Regions from separate parts of the Homo sapiens genome. Here region 2 is linked to region 1. The links are chromatin loops, found by intact Hi-C in ENCODE. Cell type or tissue: CD4-positive, alpha-beta T cell. All regions are shown on one strand.

Region 1 (8,000 bases):
GCTCACCCCTTCTGTCAGCTGAGCTATCCCCAGCCTGGAGAGGTGAGATGCCACCTCTGCTAACTTCCTTTTTTGGCTAGGAATATCCATTTTCTTCCTCATTGAGTCTGAGGAGGTAGCACTAGAAAAGCTTACTTATGCTTTTATCATTCAGATCTCTGGGTAAATTCTTACTCACCCAGAGACAAAAAGAACCTGCTCTAAGCTCCATCTTAGGTGCAAAAATTAGGTACAAGCAGAAAAAGAGAAGTCTGAAACATGGGTCTGCCTGAGAAGATGGTGGAAGGGGATTGCAAGTAGAGACTGACAGCCCCAAAAACTTGGAGAGACCCCCCCAGACAAGTCAATCAGAAGTGCCCAGAGTAACCTTCCCATAGAATTTTCTGCCACAATGGAAATGCTCTGTGACTTTATGTCCAATATGGTAGCCATGAGCCATGTGTGTGTCTCTGGAGCACCTGAAATGTAGTTAGTGTGACCAAGAAACTGAGTTTCTAATTTTGTTTGATTTGAGTTAGTTTGAATCTGAAGAGCCACATATGTATTACTGTATTAGACAGAAAGCTCTAGAAAAACGCTAAACTGAAAAAAAAAATTGAGGGTTGTCAGTGAGGGACAACCACCACTAGAGGCTTTCAGCAGGTTCTGAGCCAAGTTTAGAAATTTGCATGGGCCAAGCTTCAGCAGGCCAGGGGAAGTGGAGTTTCTACCTGAAGCTGAGGGGAAATCCAGCTCCATCTCCACGAAAATAGTATTTTCTAGGTACCGAGAGAAGAGGTTAAAGATAGATGTAAAGAAGCCATCACTGTGTTGTTTATTATAACCCAAACACTGGAAGTAATAGGATCAATACAATAAAAACTGCTGAGCACATATGATGGAACATTACACGAACATTAAAAATCATGTTTTTAAAAATTATTTGGTCACATAAGTGAAAAAATAGAATATGAAAAATATATATACATCATGATCAAAATTTCATGGAGGTAAATACATTATGTATACATGTATAGAAAACAGCTTAGAATGAAATATACTAAATTATCAACAGGAGTCATTTCTAGGTGGTAAAATTTTGAATACTTTTACTTATGTTTTATATTTTTTGCATATTTCCAAATTCTCTGTAATGGTCATTTGTTATTTTATACCAAAAAAAGTCCTATTTAAAGGATGTTCTAAAGAGCTTTTAATAGTGTAGCAAATGCAACTTATTGATAAGCAAACAAAGCAAGATATGATATTGTACATGTAAGTTCTATCATAAGTACATAAACCATATGTGGAGAAAACATTGGAATGTTTGCAATGCTCTCGTGAAATTACATACCTTTCTACTACAGTACTCTTTTCTATAGCCATCTTTTCTGCAATTAGATGTGTATTATTTTCTAACACAGAGGTGGAGAACTCCAACTCATCTGGATGAATCTCCAACCCCAAATATTTAAACAAGCATGTTCAGGCCCTTCCCCCAACCCTGGGTAGACTTGAGCCTTGCTCCTCCCACAGCGTCTTGGGGACACAGTGGCAGTTTCTTGCCCAGCACCCTCGGTGGGCTCCTGACACTCCTAGTGCCGAAATGGATGGCTACTCACCCTTTGGGGCTGACCCTTTCTCCTCCATCCCCTCCCACTCCATTACCACAGCGATTCATTGAAAGAGATCAATAATTATGAAAAACAATTGATTTTCTACTCCCCTCCACCCCCTTCTTTCTCTGAGTAAGTCTGTCTGACATGCATAACGGGAATCAAACCAGAGAGGAAGTGCTGCGGCTTCCCTGGTGGGACATTGTGCTCTCTCTCCCTCTCGGAGGGCCCCTCCCTCTGCACTTTCAGCGATTTCAAGATCCGCACATTACTCTTTATCAACTTGGCAGATGCTATTGCCTCTTCCGGCTCACAAGCTTCCGTGCTGGGCTCCTCTTGTCTGCTTCCTCTCCTGCTAAGATCCCAACACCAGCAACTCACCCAGGGCCGGCCGAGGCTCAGGCTGCAAACTGCACTACCCAGTTCTGAGAGGATAGAAAACTATAGCAGCTGGTTCATCAGGCTTGATGGTGCACCCCAGAACCTTCCCTTAAGGAAGGAGAATTCTCCAATAGATTCCCCTCTCAGTAAAAAACCTCATTCCCTTCATCTCAAAACAGAGGAGCTCGGAGTTGTAAGTGAACCCGAGTTGAGTGGGAACACCACCAAACCACTTCCCTCTGGAGCCCAGCTTTATACAGTAGACAGAATACTGGCATTTACAGGCTTATCATTTGCTATTTTGACCCAGGAGGTCCATTACCCAAAGTAACTTGCAATTTTACTAAGGCATGAATTTAAATTGTTTTTGCTGAATGGTTGATAAGGCAAAAGAAAACTGAAGGCGTGTCAATAACGAAATGGTCATTTGGAAGGGAAACTGAGGCATCAAGAGACGACAAGTATTGGTATAATGGGTCCTTAAAAGCTCTAATTTCAGACCCACAGCAGAGCATTAGCATTCAGAATGGTTGAAACAGAAGTTGATCTGGATTTATTAAAATGTCAGTTTCTTGATATAGTGGTCTCTTCAACAAAGTCTTAATTGCTAGCCTCCCACCAATTTGGAAAACACACATACACATACACACACACACACACACACAGTTTATTCATACCTTTAAACTACTCTGCTTGCCCTTAAAGTTCTCCATTCATTCAACCTCCTAACTGTGAAATTCAAATGACTCCCATCGGGCCCTAATGGCCCTGGTCCCAGATCACCAAAACAGTAAATGTGATGGTTAGTATTCAGTGTCGACTTGATTAGATTGAATAATGCAAAGTATTGTTCCTGGGTGTGTCTGTGAGGGTGTTGCCAAAGGAGATTAACATTTGAGTCAGTGGACTGGAGAGGCACAACCCACCCTCAATCTTGGTGGCCACCGTCTCATCAGCTGCCAGCCTGGCTAGAAGAAAGCAGGCAGAAGAAGGTGGAATTAGCAGACTTGCTAAGTCTGCTGGCCTTCATCTTTCTCCTGTGCTGGATGCTTCCTGCTCTTGAACATCCGACTCCAAGTTCTCCAGCCTTTGGACACTTGGAGTTACGCCAGGGATTTGTCAGGGGCTCTCAGGTTTTTGGCCACAGACTGAAGGCTGCACTGTTGGCTTCCCTACTTTTGAGGTTTGGGAACTCAGATACGCTTCCTGGCTCCTCAGCTTGCAGACGGTTTATTGTGGGGGACTTCACCTTGTGGTCGTGTGAGTCAATTCTCCTCTTCATATATCCATATATCCTATTAGTTATGTCCCTTTACAGAACCCTAATACAGGAACCCTCTAGGAAACACTGCTCCTGGTGGACATCTGTGAGTATGGCATCGAACTACTGTGGCCAAATGGACTCCTCCTCATCCATTAATCTTTCTTCTTATTTTCATCTGCCTCAAACCATCTCCAGATTTCCCTCCTTACCCCTGTTTACCTAAACTTTCTTGGCATGGCATGGGCCAGCCTGTGACACTGGGGAGCACAAATTACATCTCAAGGAGTGGGGACATGCCACCCTGGGCCCAAAGCACAAGCCACATATTCTGCAGGAAGAGCACACACCCCCTTTTGGATGCAGTGCATAATTTCTTCCTGTGTGTGCACTTGGGACTAGAACTCCTTAATGCTTGGCTTACCAGTCAAGTGGTAGGAAACCGAGCAGATGGAAGACGAGTAGGGCCCAGGTGCATGGAGGAGGGCTGAGTCAGGAAGTAGGAAGAGGAAGAGCATTTGGGGAAGAAGCAGGACTTGAGCAGTAAGAGTCATTCAGTGGGATTCATTTCGGGGCACCAAGTGAAACTTTGTCAGTCCCCCAGCTGATGACACAAACTGCGTCATTACAAATTCATTTCTGTAGCTCAAGGTTTAAATCTGCTAAAATGCAAATGTCTTGGTAACACTTTAAAAAGAGGTCAGTGTTTTATTCAGCTGTGAATGTGCCTCCACTTCCTGGAGGCTGGCTTTGATCAAAAACAGGAGAGGAGTAGGCACCTTGAGCGAGGAGGGGGCCAATAACCAGGGGGAGCTGAGAGAGCCTAGCATCTGGGAAGGACAGGGAGCTCACCATGCACCGCACAGCCGCTCCCCAAAAGTCAACCTCAACCTCTTCATCTTTTGCTTTCTTTTGATTCTCTTTCCTCTATTCTGCATCTTTTCCCTTTTTCCACATATGAATCCCCATTCCAGCCAGGATGGCTAGAGGTTTCCTAACTTCTCTGCCTCATAGCTTAACCAGGACATGTGTCCTCAGGACTTCCTGGGGCAATTTTTAAATAAGCTCTCCTTTAACACTCTCCAGTTCAGTAGCTGTATTAGTCTGTTCTCACATTGCTATAAAGAACTACCTGAGACTGGGTAATTTATGAAGAAAGGAGGTTTAATTGGCTCAGGGTTCTGCAGGCTGTCCAGGAAGCAGGGCTGGGGAGCCTTCAGGAAACTTTCAATCATGGCAGAAGGCAAAGGGGAAGCAGGCACGTCTTACATGGCCAGAGAAGGAGGAAGAGAGAGCAGGGAGAGGTGCTACACACTTTTAAACAACCATATCTTGTGAGAACTCACTCAGTATCACGAGAACAGCAAGGGGGAAATCCACCCCCATGATCCAAACACCTCCCACCAGGCTCCTCCTCCAACACTGGGGATCACAATTCAACATGAGATTTGGGCAGGGACACAAATCCAAACCATATCAGTAGCTTTGTCTTTCTTCCCTCCCTATTTCCTACTTTTCTTTCATCCTCCTTTTTAGTTCCTCTCCCTGCCTCTATTCATCTTTCCATCAATATTGATTAGGTGCCTGTTTACATGGTAGGCATGGGAAGTATAAAGATGTGTAATAGACAAACGAAGCCATCATTCTCCTTTCATTCAAAATTCACTTCAGAAGCTAAGCCCAAGCTTAGACAGCAGTAAGCACGTGGGCTTTAATTCTAGTTCTTCCTTTGACCCCTCCACTGCCTCCTCTCAGTGGACCTCAAGCAATTAAATCAGCCTCAATGCCTTGGTTTCTCTATTCATAAACAGGGACAGGAGTAAAATAGAAGATCCTTATTTTTTCCTTCACAACCTTGAAGAGAAGCATATTCATTTGTCTATAGGAGCATACTCATTTGCATCCCTCTAGGAACTCACAGAAAACCAGGTGGCATTATTAAACATACCAGTGAAAGATACTTCAAAATTCAGAGAATGTCTTTCTATTTTGTATATTAATGCTTTGGTAAATCTACCCTAGAGATTGTATAATAATATCTCATTTTAAAGTAAACTGAATGCATTATTCTAGTTTAATGCAATCAAATATTTAGGTATATATGTGACTTGTTTTTCCCATCTCATACTTTGAAAAAGAGCTTTCAATAAAGATTCCAAAACAGGTTGCGTTTTTCCCCCTAGAATTTTCATTGTCTAATAATTATTATATCGCTCAAAGCATGAGTTATATCAAGACTTTATGGATTTTTCTGAGTGGCAGTGTGCTGTGCCAGATAGAGCATTAGACTGAAAATCATGAGACCTGGATTCTAGGTATAATATTGCTATTTACTAATTCTTTATCTTTTTAGTTAAAATTCTCTTGGTAACCAGTAATGGAAACCAGCTCTAAATGATCTTTGTTTTTTATGAAAAATTTATTGGAAGGCCCCTGCTGTATGAAATTGAAGAAAGAGTTGGACAACCAAGACACGTGAAGAGAGAGCATGAGACTGGCTCCAGCACTCAGCATTAGGAGAGCATGGACTTCCTTCCAATTGTGCCACCTTTCACAGACCTACCCTCAAGAAACCTTCAGCCTGAGTCCCTGTGTCAAATGTCAAACTCTTGAGAAAGAGACTGATAAGCTCAGCTCGAGGCCAGGAGAGAGAACCTGCTATCTCTGGGGTCCAGGTCAGGAGGAATGACAGCCCAGATGTGACCCTGAGGCCTCCCCCTATACTGCAGTCATTCTCAGGAATGAGGGACATCACTAGAGCTGGGAAGGCCTGATATGGTTTGGTTGTGTACCCACCCAAATCCCATCTTGAATTGTAGCTCCCACATGTCATGGGAGGGGCCCAGTGAAAGGTAATTGAATCATGGGGGTTAGTCTTTCCTGTGCTGTGCTCATGATAGTGAATAAGTCTCACGAGAGCTGATGGTTTTATAAAGGGGAGTTCCCCTGCACAAGCTCTCTCTTGCCTACCACCATGTAAGGTGTCCCTTGCTCTTCTGCCGTGATTGTGAGGCCTCCCCAGCCATATGAACTGTGAGTCAAATAAATCTCTTTCCTTTATAAATTACCCAGTCTTGGGTATATCTTTACTAGCAGCATGAGAATGAACTAATACAAAGCCACTCCAAGAGGCCTCTGCCAGTATCTTTGGGCCATTATCCAGTCCCTGGGCCTCTGTTCCTTCTGTAAATGCCAGGAGTTTGACTAGATTATTTGAGATCCCTCCTAGCTTCTTCACCCTATGGTTCATGGTGGCAGTCCCTAGCGCTTCTTGAAAGTGATAATGGGACTCTTTGGACATCTTTCAGTATTTCCAAAAATGAAACAGAAATTTTTATGGGAGACAGGTTTGCCCGGGCACACTAAAAAAAAAAAAAAAAAATGATGTTTCAATTTATGGCCTAGAATTAGGTCAACCCAGTAGGATAGCAATGACAGTTTACTGATCAGAAGCTCTGATTGGCAGCTAAATTTTGATTAACATAAGATGGAATAATAATCATTGTTTAATCAATGTATCTTGATTGAAAAAAATGTCTTGTGAGATCACTTAGAAGTTAAAAGCATTGGAATCCTTCACGTATGTTGCAAGAGGAAGCTTAATTTATTTTTGTGAAGTTAGAGTACATTTCCTCACCCATACCCACAGACACCTACAAGAGAACTTGGAAAATAAGGAGCTGGCGTCTGCCTCTACTCAGCCACCTGAATAAAAAGCCCACATGTAACCAGTCATGGTGTCAACACCCGAAGTTGTTGTAAAAGCCCATATGCATTTAGCCATGGTGTTAGCACTCAGAGTAAGAAGGTGAGCTTCAGCAGTAGGCCTTTGTAAGGAGAAGGCTACATTTCATCTCAGAAAAGCTACCACCAATGCGCTTACCCTCTCTAAAGAAACTCAGAAGAACTTGAAGCCTAATAAATATGTGCCACTTTTTCTCACTGTCTGGACATTAACCATCAAAACACCTTTAAAATGACAGGGAGCCGTAATATATTATTTTGTCTTAAAGAAAGAATGAATTTAGGACTAGTCATATTCTTCCTGTAGCTAGTGTTGTGTCCATGGATCCATCACCTCTGCCTCTGAGCTTCAGTTTCCTCCTCTGAAGACTGAGAAGCTGAATATGAGGCTAAGATTCTTTCTAGCTCAAATTTTCTGTGTTCCAAAAACATGATGCATTACTTGAGCTCTTCCTATGTGCCTGGCACTATTCTAGGTGATTATAAATGTACAGTATGTCCTTTAATCTCCAACAACAATGCATCCTTTTCATCCCTGTTTTATGAAAAAGGAAACAGATCCACAAAGAGGCCAAGCTAGGGAGGAACCGAGTCAGATGTCTGTATCCTGAAAGTAACTCTGAGCCTGATCCGCTCAGGCACTGGAAGCTTCCCTACATCCCCTTTCTCCAATTTCTTCAACACAACCTGAGCAGACGCTTGCATGTGCAGTTCTTTTCATCTTTCCCCTGACATCACCCCAATCACCTAAGTTACTTGTCTCTGAATTGCCTTCAATTTGTCTTCATCTTTCTAGAACAGAAGAGATGATGGCAATGCACCTTGCAGGTGCAGTTTCCTTGGGGACCCCTGAACAAGGAGGTAAACTTCATCTGTTGAAGTCTCCTATAGAAGAGTAGAGAGTCTGTCTGGATGGTGCTGCCTAAGAGGCAAGAAACCACAGGACCCAAAAATAGCCATGGAGCACCACTTGGGATAAGTGCCCAATAAATGAAGGGGTAGGGAAATAGAGCCCAGGG
Region 2 (8,000 bases), 110 kb after region 1:
TATCAATTATGTGTACAGTTAGTATGTATCAATAATTATTATGTATAAGTACATAAATAAGTAAGTAAAAGGTCTGACTCTCAGACTCTGCTGTAACCATGGATTCTTGGACCATTGTGTTACAGTTTTAGGTAACACTCAGCATTCTTCCTGCAAATAAATACCTCAACTGGTCGAGAGCCACTATTCTGACGTGAAGAACTTCCCTCTGGTTTCTTTGAACTTGGTGAACTTGAGCCGTTCACTCCCAGGCCTCCCTCCAGGTCAGATCTGTAGGTCTCAGGTGATGCCAGGGAAACTCCCCAGGTGATATGTGAGGTTTTTGTTAAATGCATAGAAGTAACATTTATTATTATCCTATATAGCAATTGTTTTGGCCTATACTGTTAATTTTTAATAAGTTAATAGAGTTCCCAATTCTTGTAAATTCAGAAAACAAAAATGGTTTAATCACATTTCTTTTTAAAAACATCTTTATTGAAATATCATTCACATATCATAAAATTCACCCATTTAAAGTGCAGAAATCCCAACCTGGGCAAGATGGTAAGCCTCCATCTCTACAAAAAAATATTAAAATTAGCTGGGTGTGGTGGCACCCACCTGTAGTCCCAGCTACTCAGGAGGCTGAGGCAGGTGGATAGATTAAGCCCAGCAGGTTGAGGCTGTAGTGAGCCATGATCACGCCACTGTACTCCAGCCTGGGCAACAAAGCAAGACCTGTCTCAATTTTAAAAAAAAATGCACAAATTGATGGTTTTTAGTATGTTCAGAGTTGTGCAATTAATCACCACAATCTAATTTTAGAACATTTTCTTTACACAAAAAAAGAAAACCTTTAGCAGTCACTCCTCATTCCTCTTAACCCCTAGCAACCACTCATTCACTTTCTGTTTCTGTGGATTTGCCTGTTCTGATCATTTCATATAAATGGAACTATGCAATATGTGGTCTTTCTGTGAGTGGCTTCTTTTCACTTAGCGTAATGTTTTTGAGGCTCACCCATGTTGTAGCATGCATCAGACCTCCATTCCTTTTTGTTCAATAATATTTGATTGTATGGATATACCACATTTTATTCATTCATTAGTTGATGGAGATTTGGATGGTTTCCACTTGTCAGCTATCATGAATAATGCTACTGTCAACATTTGTGTACAAGTTTTTGTATAAACCTATGTTTTCATTTCTCCTGGGTATATTCCTAGGTATAGAATTGCTGGGTCATATGGTAACTCCATGTTCAACCTTTTAAGGAACTGCCAGGCTGTGGCATCATTTCACATTCCTACCAGCAATGTATGAGAGTTCTAACTTTCCCGTGTCTTCACCAGCACTTGTTATTGTTCTTTTTTTAAAAATCATAGCCATCTTAGTGGTTGTGAATTGGTGTTTCATTGAAGTTTTAATTCATATTTCCCTAATGATTAGTGATGTTGGGCATCTTTTCATGTCCTTATGGCCATTTGTATATTTTCTTTGGAGAAACGTCTATTCAGATCCTTTCCCATTTCCCATGTGATTCTGATATGCCTGGCTGAGGACTTCTTCATTTAACACTGTTCTATTCCATGACTAGAAATTAGAAGCTTAACCTTGACCAGGCATTTGATGAGACAGGGATTCCGGTAAGAGATTATGAAGACATCACTAAAAAACCATGTCCCTGCTAGCCTGAAGTTGGATCCCTAATGATGGAAAGAGAATAGGAGTGAGAGAGGGAGAGCACCTCTTTGTTGAATGCAGATGTATCAGTTAGGAGGTTTCAGCTAACAATAACAGCAAACCCAATCCAACATAAGAAAAAGAAAAAATGTATTGCCTCTTGTAATAAGAAGTCTAATAGTAGAACAGTTTTAACTGATTAATTCAGCAGCTCAACAATACAAAAAAAAAAAACCCATAGATTCTTCCCATCCCCCATGCCTCAGTTTCTGTACTCAGACCTGTCACTCCATGTTCACAAGGTGGTCACCAAAGCTCCAGGTCTTGTACACTCACACATCAAAGGCCATCAGGGGAAACACAACCTGGCATCACTAGTGCCCCCTTTTAACTTTCCCAGAAGCACTCAGCAGACTTTCTTCACAAGTCATTGGCTAGAATCATGTCACATGCCCACTCCTGAGCCAATCACTGGCAAGGGAAGTTGAATTACTATGATTGGCTTAAGTTAACCAGGATTCATCCCTGGGTCTGGGAAGGGGATCTCCTTTCCCCTGAAACACTTGTCCATCTGCTACTTGGACAAACTCAAGGTCTGTCACTAAGGAAGGCATTAACGCTTGGATAAGCCACAGCGAACATTATTTACTACTGTCTAGGGCAAGAGATTATGGAAAAAGAACTGGAAGAGACTTGACCCTTTTATACCACTCTCTACAGATTTATAGCGATCTTCCTGAAGGATATTACAGACTGCCTATAACCTTCAAAGTGCCTAGTAATCCTCACTTTAAGGACATTACTAATGTGGCTTTAAGATGTCTATAAAACCAAGAATTGACCCAAGTTCTCCTGGCTCTAAAAGGCTGTCTGGGCCAAATTGATGGTATCCAAGGGCTGGTAAGATCAGGTGGATGGGGGGGGGGGAGTCCATGAACCTTAGACTTTAAGCCCAGATGACACAAACATGTGATGAGTGAGTAGGGTGTCATAAAGTCAAGAGGAAGAGGAGTCAGTTGGGGAGAGTTGAGGGATAGGCGGGAGAATTATAAATAAATAGGTGTTTTGGGCAACTTGAAATTATGGTTGAAATTGTCCAGCAAGGGGCCCTGCATGGTGCCTCACACCTGTAATCCCAGTGCTTTGGGAGGCCGAGGCAGGAGAATTGCTTGAGGCCAGGAGTTTGAAGCTGCAGTGAGCTATGATCGCACCACTGCACTCCAGCCTGGGTGACAAAGCAAGACTGTCTCTTAAAAAAATGTTCATAGCTAGGCGTGGTGGCGGGCACTTGTAATCCCAGCTACTCAGGAGGCTGAAACAGGAGAATCGCTTGAATCTGGGAGGTAGAGGTTGCAGTGAGCCAAAATCATGCCACTGAACTCCAGCCTGGGTGAAAGAGCAAGACTGTGTTTCAAAAACACAAAACAAAATTAAAAATGTTCAAGAGAGTACGTGTAGAGTTCTCGAAGTTTGATTTTCTCTTTTCTGCAGTTGTTTATTTTTAATCTACTAGCAACAGGAAGAGGGTGCTCAGCAAAGGCAGGCTCAAAGGCTGAGCTGGTGACTTTGCATGGAGCCCCACCCATCTGCTTTGTATCTGCATTCATGAGCAGCTCCAGCTCCAAAGCCAATGTACCAGTAACAAATCTCCACTGAATGGGGCCTGAAAGTTCCAGACCGACAGTCACTTTCCTTCCAAACTCTTTTTGCCTCAGAAGACCTTGAAAACCCAGCAACCACATGGACTTGGAGTTTTATTTAGAATGGCTGGGCTCTGTGCCCTGCACCCTGGTGGCCCACCTGGGGCCTGCTGAGTGGTTGCACCTGGGACCTTCCGGAGGCAGAAGCAGTGCACGCGCACACAGCCTGGCTGTGTCTCCCCCTCTACCACTTCCTGGGTGGCAGGCCGAGCGGGGGAACACCATGGAGTTAGGCAGATGTCTTGGAGCTCAGGGAAAGCAAAAAAGGAAGTGGGGAATTTGCCTGACAGACCCCAGTGAGCAAAATTAGCATCAGCCACAGGCAGGAGGTTCTCCAGTTATTTTTCCTCTGCTCAAAATCTCAGTAACTTTGCACAGACAAGATATTTTGTGCTACTGCACCCAGTACACGAGAGAAAGCCGACGAAAATGATGGGGCTTTTATTCCTTCATTCAACTCAACATTTATTGAAGGCTTGTCCTGGACAAATGCACTGTACCGGACACCGTGGGGATGGGGGGAACTTGGAGGTTTATAACAAGGGTTGTCCTAAAGATCTAGTGTCAAGGTGGGGCTTGGATAGAGAGGAGCTCATGCAACAGTTAAGAGCCAGACTTCTAGGGAGGGCAGATTGCGTTGTTTACGCACTGTATGACCCTTAGCAGGTTATTTAATCCCTCCAAGCCTCAGTTTTCTTACCTGCAAAATAAGAATAATAAAAATACCTAATTTATAGGATTATTGCACTTTTTTTTTTTTTTTTTTTTTAGATGGAGTCTCACTCTGTCACCCAGGCTGGAGTGCAGTAGCGTAATTTTGGCTCACTGCAACCTCCATTTCCCGGGTTGAAGCAATTCTCCTGCCTCAGTCTCCCAAGTAGCTGGGATTACAGGTGCACACCACCATGCCTGGCTAATGTTTGTATTTTTAGTAGAGACAGGGTTTTGCCATGTTGGCCAGGCTGATCTCGAACTCTTGACCTCAAGTGATCCACCTGCCTCGGCCTCCCAAAGTTCTGGGATTACAGGCGTGAGCCACCATGCCTGGCTAATTTTTGTATTTTTAGTACAGACAGGGTTTTGCCATGTTGGTGAGGCTGATCTCGAACTCTTGACCTCAAGTGATCCACCTGCCTTGGCCTCCCAAAGTGCTGGGATTACAGGCGTGAGCCACCATGCCTGGCTAATTTTTGTATTTTTAGTAGAGACAGGGTTTTGCCATGTTGGTCAGGCTGATCTCGAACTCTTGACCTCAAGTGATCCACCTGCCTCGGCCTCCCAAAGTACTGGGATTACAGGCGTGAGCCACCGTGCCTGGCTAATGTTTGTATTTTTAGTAGAGACAGGGTTTTGCCATGTTGGCCAGGCTGATCTCGAACTCTTGACCTCAAGTGATCCACCTGCCTCGGCCTCCCAAAGTGCTGGGATTACAGGCGTGAGCCACCGTGCCTGGCTAATTTTTGTATTTTTAGTAGAGACAGGGTTTTGCCATGTTGGTCAGGCTGATCTCGAACTCTTGACCTCAAGTGATCCACCTGCCTCGGCCTCCCAAAGTGCTGGGATTACAGGCGTGAGCCACCGTGCCCAGATGGCAACAGGAGATATTGAGATGCTTAACACAGTGGCTGGCACAGAATAGCCCTCACCAAATGTCAGTTTCAGGTAGGTATTATCAAGGGAGTGGAAATGACTTTGTCATAGGAATAACCCTGAACCTGTTTGAATTTATTTTGAATCCTTTTTATTCCGAAGTATAAAATACAGTGAAGTACAGAAAACAAATGTACAGATAATGAATTCTCATAAATGAAATACACCCATTCACCACTCAGGCAAAGAGACAGAATAGTAGCAAGACCCTAGAAATCCCATTAGTGTCCCCTTCCAATCAGGACACCCTCCAACCCCAAGAAAGGTAACTGCCGTCCATATATGGTAACACTTCTTTACTTCTCATAAGTTTTACTGCATAAGCATCCATCTCTAAAAACTATCCTTTTTCTGCCTTAAAAAATTTATATGAATGCAATTACACAATATTCATTCTTTAGTATTTGACTTCTTTGGCTCAACACTGTAAGAATCATCTGTGTTTTTATGTGTAGCCATAAATCAGTCATCCGTATGATTGCATCATATTCCAGATGCCTAAATATATTTAATCAGTTTTACTATGATGCACATTTGGTTGTTTTTACTCTGTAGCTAGTATGAATAATGCTACTGAACACTAAGTATGTACCTAGAAATGGTATTGCTGAGTCATAAGTTATGTATAGATTCGGCTTTCATAGAAAATGTCAAATCATTTTCCAAATTGGCTGTACCAATTTATAATCTTACCAGCAATGTATTAGAAGCTAGTTGCTTCATATCCTTGTCAACGCTATTTTCCATCTTTTACATTTTTGCCACGTCACAGGACAAATGGTAGCATCTCGTTGTGAATTTAATTTGCATTTCCCTAATTAGCAGTTCCATGGAGTACATTTCATAAGCTTATTGGTCATTTACGTTTTTTTGTGTGAAGTGCTTATTTCAGTCTCTTGCCCATTCTTCTATTCAGCTGTCTTTTTCTTACTGGTTTATAGGCCTTTTTTATATATTCTGGATATGACCTTTTGTTGGCTGTTTCACAAATATCTTCGTCTTAAGGCTTGCCTTTTCATTCTCTTCATAATGTCCTGATGAACAAAAATTCTCCATTTTAAAGGAATACAATTTATCAGCATTTTCCCTTATGGGTAGTGTTTTTTCGTATGCTGTTTAAGAAACAGTTCCTTACACTGAGGTTATGGAGCTATTCTTCTATACTATATTCTAGAAGTTTTGGTGTTTACTCATTTAAATGATACTCCAATTGAAATTGACTTTCAAGTATGGAGTAAGAGAGGGTCCAGTTTTCCTCTTTTTCCATGGGGACATCTAACTGAGCTGGCACCATTTTTTTTAAAGACCATTCTCTCCCCTCTGACCTGAAGCACAAACTTCATCATAAATCAACCAACCACATATGCATGGGTCAGTTTCTGAACTCTCTATTCTGTCCCATCCATCAATTCCATATCATTTCACTCTTTTAATTGTGGTAACTTATTATAATGACTCTAGTAGAGCAAGCCTTCGCATCTAGCTCTTTAAGAATGTCATAGCATTCAATTCATTTTTTAAAGTAAACTTCTTTTACCTTTGCTGCTTTTTAAAACATGTAATTCTTTTTTTATCTTGAAATGCTTTTAAACTTACAGAAAAGTTTCAAGAATAGTACAAACTTTTCTTCCTGAACCATTTGACAGTGAATTGCCAAAATGATACCCCATCAGCCCCAAATACCCCAAACAAGAACAATCTCCTCTATAACAACCATACAATCCTCAAAATAAGCAAATAAATAACATTGCTATATTACTATCATCGAGTCTACAGACACTGTTCACGTTCTGGCAATTGTCCCAGTGATGTCTTTGATAGCAAAAAGGATCCAGTCCAGGATCACGTATTGTATTTCATTGTGTCTCTTTAGTTTTCTTCAATTTGGACCAGTTCTTTGAGACTTTTTCCCGTGACTTTCATGATTTTGACACTTCAGAAGTTACAGACCAGCTATTTTGTAGACTGGGCCTCCCTCAGGCATGTCTGATGTTTTCCTCATGATTAGATTCATGCTATCCTTTTGGTGGGACAGTCTCAGAAGCACCGCTGCTGTGTTCTCACTGCATCCTATCACATTTTGATGTGGCCCATTCCTGGTCATGTTAATGTTGATCACTTGATTTAGGTGGTGTCTGTCAGGTTTCTTCTTTGTAAGAATTTACTCTGTTTAGTTTTGTAGTTCATGAGTTGGAAGGGAATTTAACATGTAAACATCCATCCTGTTCCTCAGAAGAGTAGCCCCCTAGTTTTAACATGCAATTGATGTTTCTTGGCTGAATTATTACTATGGTGGTTGTCAAATAATAATTTCATAAATATATCACTCCTTTAACATTTATTAGTTTGCATTCTATACTAAGGGAAAGATTTCTCCTTTCTCCTTTTATTTATTAATTATTTATTATATTAGCATTGACCCATGATATCAGTTTGGACCATTCCTTTGTTACTCAGTGGGTTAAATCTGCCCAAGTTGGGGCCAGTGATAGCCCCTTCAAGATGGCACTGCCCTTTCGGTATGTTCCCATCTTGTATTTTTTCCTGCCTAGGGCTTAGCCATTTCTTCAAGAAGCTATGGTTCCTTTCTAGTGAAAGATGGTGTTTAGATCAAAGATCTGGGCATATGGTGAGCTCTTTGCTATTAGAATGCTGTTGCTCCCAGCTCCTCTCGATGACGGATCTAAGGAATATCTGAATGAATGTACATTCATACATACATATGTGCATAATATATGAGTATGAATAGATACATATAAATGTGCATGCATTTTTATATATATTTATATATCCTTTATATATACTGAAATAAATATATATATATTTGTTTCAGTATCTAGCTATCACCACAATTTCACTTCAATATCTCCAATTCCAAACCAATGCTACAGAGGTCATTTTAATTTCTCCCTTTCCGTATTTGTAACTTCCTTATCTGACAATCAGAAAACTGGCTCTCATTATCCTCAATATGTTTATTATTAG

What was found. A loop is a pair of places that touch in the nucleus more often than their neighbours do. Peaks named below come from ENCODE experiments on the same cell type or tissue, not always from the same donor. Only the 100,000 strongest peaks of a DNase experiment are listed, where the experiment ranks them.
Region 2: it touches region 1 in a loop (2.4-fold over the local background); 5 of 110 quality-filtered maps call a loop at or near these places.

The regions. Positions count from the first base shown.
Region 1 is chr7:132,653,704-132,661,703 of GRCh38, forward strand. It overlaps FLJ40288 (Putative uncharacterized protein FLJ40288), which reads left to right. Exons shown (of 5, transcript NR_046323.1): 2 at 7,778-7,842. Among named protein-coding and RNA genes, the nearest start is that of FLJ40288, 8.9 kb to the left of the region's middle. In CD4-positive, alpha-beta T cell, CTCF peaks have their summits at 529, 3,308 and 3,598; a DNase peak (open chromatin) is centred at 1,828; H3K4me3 peaks cover 653 bases; H3K27ac peaks cover 953 bases.
Region 2 is chr7:132,768,139-132,776,138 of GRCh38, forward strand. No RefSeq gene overlaps it. Among named protein-coding and RNA genes, the nearest start is that of FLJ40288, 120 kb to the left of the region's middle. RefSeq lists enhancers at 2,967-3,468, 3,469-3,968. In CD4-positive, alpha-beta T cell, no CTCF peak of the experiment used is centred here; DNase peaks (open chromatin) are centred at 3,243 and 3,493; H3K27ac peaks cover 2,160 bases.